Linked DNA regions of Homo sapiens: region 1 is linked to region 2. Evidence: read pairs that join two places in POLR2A ChIA-PET (ENCODE). Cell type or tissue: GM12878. All regions are shown on one strand. Links, peaks and the distances in the headings refer to the core of each region. The heading gives the core; the rest is flanking DNA. Region 1 has its middle 2.7 kb from the start of IL17REL. Region 2 overlaps MOV10L1 (Mov10 like RNA helicase 1).

The links. Peaks named below come from ENCODE experiments on the same cell type or tissue, not always from the same donor. Only the 100,000 strongest peaks of a DNase experiment are listed, where the experiment ranks them.
Region 1: POLR2A ChIA-PET joins it to region 2 with 8 read pairs; 3 of 35 experiments call an interaction of 5 or more read pairs at or near these places.

The regions. Positions count from the first base shown.
Region 1 is chr22:50,012,776-50,018,140 of GRCh38, reverse strand. No RefSeq gene overlaps it. Among named protein-coding and RNA genes, the nearest start is that of IL17REL, 2.7 kb to the right of the region's middle. RefSeq lists enhancers at 781-840, 4,891-5,365. In GM12878, for the core only: a CTCF peak has its summit at 2,949 (motif pointing left); a DNase peak (open chromatin) is centred at 1,010; H3K4me3 peaks cover 349 bases.
Region 2 is chr22:50,114,002-50,119,366 of GRCh38, reverse strand. It overlaps MOV10L1 (Mov10 like RNA helicase 1), which reads right to left. Exons shown (of 27, transcript NM_018995.3): 7 at 4,745-4,986; 8 at 4,121-4,253; 9 at 2,016-2,210. Among named protein-coding and RNA genes, the nearest start is that of MOV10L1, 27 kb to the right of the region's middle. In GM12878, for the core only: no CTCF peak of the experiment used is centred there; no DNase peak of the experiment used is centred there; H3K27me3 peaks cover 292 bases.

The sequences.
Region 1 (5,365 bases), core at 310-5,309, 100 kb after region 2:
TCCTACTTCAGCCTCCTGAGTAGCTGGGACCACAGGTGTGCACCATACCCTGCTGTTTTTGATTCACCCTTGCACCCAGCTGTTTGGGGCTGCATATTGTTGGGGGCATGGGGTGTCTTCTGTCCCCACACTCCAGGGCCTTGGGACCCAGAGCTCCAGGTGGCCCTGGTGGCAAAGTCTCAGAGGGAGGAGCTTCGGGGCCGGGCACCTTTCAGAGCGCCCTCTCCTTGGGCTCACTCACCTTCCCTGGCCTGGACCTGGTCCTCCTTTACCGTCTTGCCTGCTGCTTTTGCTTGTTTTTGTGATGCTTTTCCTATCTTATGCCCTTATTTGGTGGTTTTCCCTGGAAGGGCTGGTCTGGGTCCCAGACTCCCAGGTACTGAGTGCACCCCATGGGCTTTAGTGGCTCCCCGGAGCCTGCTGACACCCCACAATGAGTCTCACCCCAGCCCTGGCCTCCATACAGGGTTGGGGCCCAGGCCTTGGGCCTCCCCTCCCTCAGCAGGGTCCAGGCCCCACACCAGCTGCTCGGTTAGCTCATGCATGCTCCATTAATCACGCACAGACACACGGAGAGCCGCAGACACCACGTCCCCTCCTCCTTCACTTAGGGTGGGCCCAGCCTCTGCCCCGACTTACTGGACACACACTTTCTGGGCACCCCGGTGGGTCCCATCAGGCCCTGGGTGCCTGGGGGACAAGGCCCTGCCCCGCAGTGCTACCTGGCCTGCTGCGCTGGGCCACCCTGGCAGATTTGACCTCCCAGTCCTGTGCCCGGCCTCCGTGCGTCTCTCCGCTGGGATGAGAGCCCTGGGGAGTGGGAGCTGTTCCCACCTCGTTCTTCCTGCTGCTCATGCCCTGCTTGTGCCACGTGGGCCCTGGCCTGTCCTATGGGCCAAGCTGGCCCAGCCCTTCCGAGGTTCCCGGAAGCCAAGGACTGCTTTGCATAGGCACTGGGGGCTCTCCCCACCCAGCCCCCCAGGAAGAGTGACTCAGCCTGGGGCTCGGAGTTTGCCGTGGGCGGTGGGTGCCCCAGCAGGGTGGTGCCTGCACTTCTGGGCTGGGCTGTGGCTGCTTGGGAACCTACAGCCCTGGCGGCTAGGAAAACCAGGGAGTCCCCTCTTCACCCCACATCCCTACCCCACCCTGGGGCTCCTTCTGTCCCTCCCCCACCAGCTATAGCTGCAGCAAGTGTGCAGGCTGGCCTTCCCCTAGTCCTTCCTGGCCTGGGCAACCTGAAGTTTGACTCACCAGCCCCAGTACATGGGGGACGGGGCTTGGCACAGGCTCACCCCACTGAGAAGGGCTGGCCAGGGACCCGGGACAGCCCCAGGGCAAGGACAGCGGTTGGAGGCCAGTGAGAGCCAGGCCAAGGCCCCAGCCTCTCGGATGAAAGGGACACATGGTGGTCACACCTGCCAGCCTTGCCTATCCTGTGACGCTCCGAGGAACTGCGTGAAAGTTCTCAAAACGCAGCAGCTCCCATGCAGGGGGTGGCCTTGCTGAGTGGCCAGCCCTGCGGTGGACGGCAGCTACCTGCTCTCACCCATCACGGCTGCCACCTTTGAGTCCATGCAGGAGAGGGCACGGTCTGCAGCCGCCTGCCACACCACGGGCACCACGTGGCCGCCTGCCAGACCACGGGCACCACGTGGGATGGTGGGCCTGGGGTGTGCTTCCTCCGGCAGCTCCTGGCATCAGAACTGCCCATGGGCCCTGGTGAGGTCTGACCACAGGTTGTGGGTAGCAGGTCTTCTAGCTCCACCAGGAGCCCCAGCCCAGGCCCACTTCGAAGGTGCCAGTGTGTCCAGATGGCCTGCACTGGGTGCAGCCTCTTGTGGGGACTCGGTGGCTCCTGGAGCACCCCCAGTCTTAACACTCCCACCTCCCTCCTGACCCCTCCAGCTGCTGACCCATCCTGGGACTCTGTGGCTGGCCCAGCATGCTGCTGGCCCTCGCCTGCAGGCACCGTCCTGAACCCACCACCCACTTGGTCCTGGCCCAGTGGGGATGGGTCCTCAGCACCAGGCATCTGAACCTGAGCCCAGGCACAGCAGGGCAGGACGAGTTGGGGTGGGGGCTGCTCTTCTCCAAATCTCCTGGCCGGTTGGGTCCTTCTAGGCAGGACTCACCTGGAGGAGGGCTGAGAGAGGCTGACAAGCTAGAGGCAGAGCTGGACTGCCCCTCTGGGGTGGGGGGCCAGGTGGAGGGGCGTTAGGGAGGGTGAGGGGGGTGGGGAAGGGGACCTCCCATCCGCAGAGCCTTCATCCCAGAGGGACGACACCCTACCCCCGCCCCCCTGCGTTTGAGTGGAGGTCTTGGTTTTCCGAAAGCTGGGGGAAGCAGGTGGGCTCCATGCAGGAGCGAGTTGGGAGCCACCTGGGGCTGGTCTTGCAGGTGATAAGGGTGACCCTGGGGGGCCTGCCTGGGGGCGTGGCCTTGAGGGGCGCGGGCGTCGCCTGTTGGTGGGTGTGGATTGAGGGACGGGTGGGTGCGGTCCGGGGACCTGGGGTCGAGGTCAAGGGGCGCTAGGCACAGTCAGGGGGCCTGGGGCGCGGTCGGGGGTGGGCTGGGGTAGGAGAGGACAGGGGCGAGGTTTCAGGGATCTGTGGGCTCAGGGTCTGTGGACGCAGTCCAGGGTTCCCGGGGGGTGTGGGAAGGTCAGTGGGCTGGAGGAGCGGTGGCGGGGGGCGGGGTGGGCGGGGCCCGGGGACGCGACTGCAGGTGGAGGAAGGCGCTGTAGGGGGTGGGGAGTCCCGGGGCGCGCCGGGGCGGGCGAGTGCTGTCGGGGTGGAGGGAGGCGCGGCCGGGGAATGTGGGGCCGGCGCACGCGGTCTCAGCGCCCCTCCCTCCCCAGGGCTGCCGAGGGACCCCCGAGCGCCGCCCTGCCTCGTGTGCCGCGGGCTGCTGCCACCCGCCGGGCCCTGCAAGCGCTGCCGCTCGTTCTGCGCCGCGGTCCTGCAGGGCGCGTCCTTCGTGCGGCTCGGCGGGCGGAGCTGCAGCCCGCGGACCCCGTGAGTCGGGACCGGCGCGGGGACCAGGACGACGACCCGGAGCCACGCGCGTCTCCGTGGAAACCTGCGCGGAGCTGAGGCCGAGAACACAGCGCTGTTGTGGTGAACCCGCGTCCTCGCCGTGGTTTTCTTGGGAACCTCGTGCCCAGCACCCCCGCACCCGCTCCGGACCCTCCGAGCCGCTCTGGGGAAGGCTCCAGCCCGGGTCCCGGGCGGACGCTGGTTCGTTCCTTCCCGCGTTCGTCCGACGAGTCTCGGCGCCGCCCAGGGTCTCCGCACCCCGTTTCCTCCCATCTGGTGCCCAGCGCGGGCGCGGAGGGAGCCCCCGGGGTTGGACCCTCAGATCCCTTCACCGTTGGGCTTCTGGGCGACCGATGGTCACTGGGCTGTGTGGCCGTGCTGCCCTGGAGACCCAGACTTGGAAAGACCCCACCCCCACCCCAGGCCTCGCCCAGCTGCGGTGGGTGATCTCGGTGGCCGGGGCCCGCCCAGGAGCCCGTGGCCTGGCTCTTCATGGATACTGAGCAGGGCCAATCCCCCAGCCCTCAGAGACAGGGCTGGAGCCCTCTGACCTCAGGCTGGAGAGGGTGGCCGGGGGCCTGGGGCAGAGGGCAGAGGCCGGCCCCACTGTCCTTCCCTGGGCCTTGGAACCAGCACCAGCCACACCCCGTGGGCCGTCCCTACACGAGATCACCGACTACTGGCCACCTGCAGCCCCTGCCTGCGTCACGGCACGCTGGGATGGCGCCTTCAGGCAACGGGTGTGTCGTGGTGGGGGCCTGTCCCAGAGAGGCCTGGAGAGAGGTTTGGGTGTGAGTGGGCCCATGGGGGAGGGACATTTGTCCTTTCCCAATGATCCTGCTGGCCGTGCCCATGGACATCGTCTGGGACACCCCTGCCACAGTACAGCAGCCCCCATCGTCCCCTGGTATAAGGAGGGCTGGAGGCCAGGCTGAGGGGCGAGGCCCAGCTGGAGTATCTGTCTTACAGCTCAGCCAGCCTGGGATAGGGGATGACAGTGGCCCGTCCTGAGCCACCCCCAAATGTGCCTGCCTGCTGCTGACCATGCCGTGGCATGGAGGCTGGCACTAGCCACTCTCTCCAGGGCATTGTGGCCACAGGCACGCTGCTGCAGGGGGCGGGCTCAGCCCCATCTACTCTGCCCAGCAGTGAGTGCATAAGTTCCAGCCCATGGAGGGCTCTAGGCCAGGCGGGGGCAGGGTCGAGGTGCTGGCCCAGGAGGCAGGGAGGTGGGCAGTGCGGGGTGGTGGGAGGGAGGGAGGACTTCACGGTCACAGCAGCCCCTGCCGCCTTCCCTCCCCTGGGACCGAACCCCAGAGCTTGTTTCTCAAGCTCCCTCCTGACTACCCGAGCCCACAGTGTGAGGCCCACAGCCTCTCCCAGCCTGGGGGTGGTGCCGCCCTCCACACTTGGGGTGTCCTGTGGGTATTCCAGGCAGAACACCCCAGCTAGACACTCCCAGGCTCCCCAGCTATTAACTCCCGCCATCCCCCCCCCACACACACACAGACACACACACACACACACACACACACACACACACACACACACACACACACGTGGGGCAGTGCCCTCCCAGAACCTGAGGCAGGTGCAGAAGCCTCTGTGCCTGTCCAGGAAGGGAGGAGCCAGGAGGACCCAAGAACTGCACCCTGGTTCTCTCCAACCCCCTGCCCTGGCTGGAGGCAAATGGGAAGCAGTAAGCTTCTGCCCAGAAACTTTCCTATGCATTTGATGCTCCAAATAAGAAGATGACACAGAACGGCTCCCTGAGCAGAGGCTGGGCCCCAGAGTTCCCAGCCTCGGGGGGTGCCCTCCGGAGTGGGGGGGGGCTCATAGGGAGGACCACACAGGGGAGGTGGCCTTTTGCATCTTGAGGGGAGGTGGAGGCCAGGGACTTGGGTGGAATCTCAGGTCTTAGGAGAGGGCTCCCCTTAGGGGCTGGGGCTGAAGCCAGGGGCTCTGGGGTATGAGTGCCCAGGACAGATTCCACCCCTCTGCCAGCCCAGCCAGCTTTCCAGGGCCCTTGTCTACCCTCCTGGCCTCATGCATGCCTGAGGGAGGTGCACGCCGGCGGCAGCCTATCCCGCCGGCCTGGAGCCATCTCTGCACCAGTGGCCGCCCTGTGGGGAACCCCATTAGGGTGTCCTCGGACCCCAAAGGCCCCAAGGTTTCTGGATGCTTCCTTTGGAAACCTAGAAACTCCACAAGTGTCTGGCCACAGTCTTCTGGCCCCAGGCGGTGGAAAGTCTCCCGGGCTGCTGTCTGTGAAGCGAGCCCTGTTTTGCCGGGAGGGGGAGTGTCTCGCTCGCTCCAGCTGTGAAGAGCAG
Region 2 (5,365 bases), core at 75-5,074:
GCCACGGATGGACAGCTCTGGAAGCAGGCACCCGCCAATGCCCGCGTGGGCAGGTCCAGACACCTGGTGCTCCAGGTGTGCTCGAGCCAACCCGGGTCAGGCACTCTGGGTCACTAACCTGAGTGGCAGGAAACTGATGTCCTTGTTTTAGATACGCTCCCACACAATATGTTAATATTCACGGGGAAGTAACTGACCAGGGGGTTAAAATCCTTGTGGCTGTTGCTCTGTGTATTTCACTCTTTCTGTTAAGCCAAATGATAACTAGAAAGCTGCTTGGTGTGTCACTAGATGAGAACCAGGGATCCTCCAAGGCTCCTGTCATTAAAACTCGATCCTCGGGGACTCTGCTCTGCCTGGCAGCCGAGGGACTTTCCTGCTCCTTTTCTGGGTTACATCCCTACAGCCCCTTGATGTTGAAACTGTGCCCCAAAGAGTTAAAGAAACCGATGACTAACAGAAATTCTTGAGCCTGCAGGATGGGTGATAAGAAACAACTCCAGCGCTGAGTCTCCCCCTGCTTATGACATCAAAGGACTGGCTGAGATCAGCTGGAACCAAGATGGACAACTGGAGTTTGTGCAGAGCTTACTGACGTCACAGCCTGGATTCCCACCGTGTTTCATGCGAACTCCCTCCGAACTGGCACATGTGACCCATGAGGTAGCATGAAGGGGTAACTATGCACACCCAAGGCCTTTCCAGACCTCCCTTTTCCTTCCACCAACCACCTATTAATCCCAGATTCTACCCACTAAACGTTTTCTGACAAAATTACTGCCTTAAAGCCAGCACAGAGAGACACATTTGAGCTTGACTCCTGTCTCCTTGGGGGTTGGTTTTCAATACAAAGCTTTTCTTTTCTCAGAAACCCACTGTCGTAGCAATGGCCCCTAGTGCATCAGGCAGTGAGCCCCTTTTTCTCAATAATAATATGCCCAGGGATCATGACTGCTTATTCGCTTACTGAGTGATTGCTTTGTGCCAGAAAACTGCACATTTTACATGTCTGACCTCATTCAATCTTCAAACCACACGAGGCAGGGACTATCATTTTACCAATGAGAACAAGGCTCAGAGTGGTTAAGAAACTTGCCCAAGGTCACACAGCTTCTTGGTGGTGGTGCTGTGATTCAAACAATGGTCTAACCTTAAAAGGTAAACAACCACATGATATTCTTCCCTGGTAACAGGTTTTCCCTTTAGTCTGCAACTAAGTAGAAGTCCATAATCCCTCATCTTGAACTGTAACTGGGGCAACACGTGATTTGAAATTCAGAATCTTTCAGTATTAGAAAAGTGACCCACCTCACCCTCAGGGAGGTCTGGGGTAGTAGCAGAGCTCAAACCCATCAGTTATTATAGCCGATGGAGGAAAAGTCACATCACACGGGACTAAGTCATTACACTTTAAAAAGCCTGCTATTCAGGGCTTTTTCGTTTTATAACTACAGAAGAGAACACGTGGATGTGAAGTGCTTTCCTGAGACTACCCTCCAGTTAAAATCTGGGTGGTCCCTATGTTCCCCAGCCACAAGTCCCAGATCACACACTGCTTCTCCTAACTCCATTCTTAAGTGGTACCACATCTTCAAACAGGCTTCAGGTGACCCCACAATCCTGTTGCCCCCAGTGCGAATGACACGGGGATGCCGTGCACTACACACCATGGCCTCGTCAGGACGGGAGAGGTGGCAGGAGCTGGGTGAGGCCAGCCTGCTCTGAGAGCCACCTTGGAACTGCCAGAGCAGAGTGGGGCTTGGGGGAGTGAAGGCCGTCTTCCTTGGGCTTCACGCTGCTGCTGGGCAGCTGCAGAGACAGAACTTGACCTTCAGAGCTCCGTGGAAATGCACTCCATCCCCCAAATACAATCATGGAAAGAGGCTTGAACCCCAGCTTCATCCCCTTTATACCTCCCCAGCCAGGTGGTAGCCACCGCTTGCCAGTGCACGTCCGCTTTTCCTTCACAGATAAAACTGCCAGACCAAGAGCCACACTCATTTCAGTTATGGTACCTTTTCTGTGCGGTCACAACAACTGTAGTTTTTGCGGATGTTAACGCTTGTGAACTTTTAAGCTTTTTCCAAGAAAATGGTTCGCGCGCAGCAATTAGTGACTCCTCCCCACTGATAACATTTACTTCAAGGTATCGCCCAATTAGGAAATCGGAAAAACAGAGCAAAAGGAGCTCCTTGCAGCGGCCAGGATTTCTTGAAAAAAACAAAATGAAATTTAGTTTTAGTCATAAATAAGATAGGCAGTCAACACAATTTTCCTTTGTACATACAAGAAAAGTGACAGAGTTAAGACTCATCTTTAGTCTTCAATAATTCTTTTTACAGAGAAAAAAGAGATCTTCTAAAATAAGCTATGTAATTAATATTTTCTCAAGATAAAATTAAGCACCTACAGGCCCGGTGCGGTGGCTCAGGCCTGTAATCCCAGCACTTTGGAAGACTGAGGCGGGCAGATCGCTTGAGCCCAGGAGTTTGAGACCAGCCTGGGCAATATAGGATGAACCTGTCTCTGCAAAAAATACACAAATTAGCCGGACATGGAGGCGTGTGCCTGTGGTTCCAGCTACTCGGGAGGCTGAGGTGGGAGCCTAGGGAGGTGGAGGCTGCAGTGAGCTGTGATCATGCCTCTGCACTCCAGCCTGGGCAACAGAGTGAGACCCTGTCTCAAAAAAAAAAAAAAAAAAAAAAAGTAAGCATCTACAATAGTCTTTTTTGTAATCCTAACACATATAAGAGTAGGAAAAAATTTTGATATTCCCAATTTTAAGTCAGAATTTTATGACATGACCAAAAATAGGTACTATATCTAATGTGCTTTCTGCCCAGTCCTCGCTGTGGCTCTAACTGGGGCTACATCATCCACACTACACTTTGTGCCCCCCTATGGCTTTTTTTTTTTTTTTGAGACGGAGTCTCGCTCTGTCACCCAGCCTGGAGTGCGGTGGCGTGATCTCGGCTCACTGCAAGCTCCGCCTCCCAGGTTCACGCCATTCTCCTGCCTCAGCCTCCTGAGTAGCTGGGACTACAGGTGCCCGCCACCACGCCCAGCTAATTTTTTTTATTTTTAGTAGAGACAGGGTTTCACTGTGTTAGCACCTATGGCTTTTTTGAAAAAACCTGTTTCTATGTTGTCATAATGTCAAAAAAAAAAAAAAAGCATTGAAGCTGGCTGCACCTCACACAGCTGACTGTGCACTTGCCACCCACAGCTTGATGTTGATGAGCTGTGATTTAATCAGATTTAAGTTTTTCAAAAAATTTAGAATTAGACACCCAGCTGGAAGGCTATCACGCACTGTCGGGCAGCTTAGGCAGGGATGCAGGGACACAGGGAGCTGGAGGACAGGGCCTGTTTGGTCAGCTGATGTAACCAACCACACCAGGGAGAGCGAAGGGCTCAAGGTTGGCGTCTGGCATCCCAGCTAGGAAGGGGCCCTTCCTGCCCCTCCCTCAGCACACTGTGCTGTCCGTGCCTTGGCCAAATGCCCAGGTGACGGGATGGAGATGACCGAGGCCCCAGGGCTTGGCTATGCGGAACACGGGCAAGGCAGTGAAGAGGAGCCAACGTGATGTCTCAGAACAGCAGAAGCACAGGGAGCTCAGGCCTCAGAGAGCCTCAGAGACACCCTGTTTTCTTTGTGAGGGTGAGAGGCCATCTGGTGAGGACCCTCATGAGTCGTGCGAAGTTACAGGATCCATTGCCCCAGGTGGGTCACACTTGGTACCCAGCTTCTAGACCAATGCTTTTTCTTAGGATTCTGTCACATCAAAAACGTCAGGTGTACCTTTTTGTTTTTTTGAGACAGAGTCTTGCTCCGTCTCAGGCTGGAGTGCAGTCGTGCGATCTTGGCTCACTGCACCCTCCGTCACCTGGATTTAAGCGATTCTACTGCCTCAGCCTCCTGAGTAGCTAGGACTACAGGGGCCCAAGTAATTTTTGTATTTTTAGTAGAGGCGGGGTTTCGCCATGGTGGCCAGGCTGGTTTCGAACTCCTGGTCTCAGGTGATCCACCCGCCACAAAGGAGTACCTTTTATAACACCCAACCTAGAAGTATCAGAGAAACTTAAAAACGCGGCTCTCCCCAGACCTCCAGGCCCTTACTTTCCGTCACAGATGACCACAATGAAGGTTTTTCCCCCTGGAGGGACAAGCCCCCCAGGCTCAGGCTCTGTCATCTGCTTCCTTGATAGAATGTTGTCTTTTTCTCCATTTTCTCCTTTACAGGTACAATCACCTGGGAAATAAAATTTTAATACAAAAGTTGACCAAAAGGTAAATTATCTCTAACAGTGCTGGCATGCTTAGTGGAAATGAATACTCTCTCACACACACAAAGACAGATGCACACAAAAACACGGGGCAAAGCCTCAGGTGGTGGCTGGAAAAACATAAAGAGAGAGAGCAGCTGGAAGTAGGAGAGGGCTGTGACTACCAAGTGCTGGGATAGAAGGCCTGCCCCGGCGCGCCCAGCAATCTTTCCCTGCTTCGAGGTACTCAGGAGCCGGCCGCCATCTGAAGCACCTCTTGGTATTTGTCAAGCTGCTTTTTGTCCCTCTCCCTAACGTCGTCAGCAAGAGAAGGGCCTGAAGCCGAAGAGCTCAGAGCACAAAGCACTGTAGCTGCCGGGTGTCCTGGCCCCTGCTGCCCGCCCTCTGTCCAGAACTCACAACCCCACGGCCCCCAGCCCACCCGACCTCACGCAGTGACAGCCGAAACGTCCACTACCTGGAGAGATTCCTCTGTTGTTCACCAAACTGCTCTCCGACATCTGAGAGGTTTTGTTTTTTGTGTGGCTATTTAATGAATTAATATTTTCATCTGATGAATTCTCCTTCTCAGGAACAGAAACAAAAGATACCACGGGGCACATCTGGTCTTTATCCAGCATTTGGAATCTGAATTGTTTAGATTTATCCCAGCCAGCCAGTTTACAGCTGACTAAGTTTTGAGGAATGTCTCCTTTATTCCTGGAAAAATACAATTAACTATGAACACAGCCAGGATTTCTAAAACCAAAATATTCAGTTATCATAAAACACAAAACCTAATCTAGGAAGTGGTGACTGCAAATACACTTATGAATATAAGTCAAAAGGTCATTTTTGGGTAAAAAATTTTGAAAAGATCTTCATGCCGGGCGTGGTGTCTCACGCCTGTAGTCCCAGCACTTTGGGAGGCTGAGGCGGCAAATCACAAGGTCAGGAGCTCCAGACCATCCTGGCTAACACGGTGAAACCCCGTCTCTACTAAAAATACAAAAAATTAGCCGGGCGTGGTGGCGGGCGCCTGTAGTCCCAGCTACTCGGGAGGCTGAGGCAGGAGAATGGTGTGAACCCGGGAGGCGGA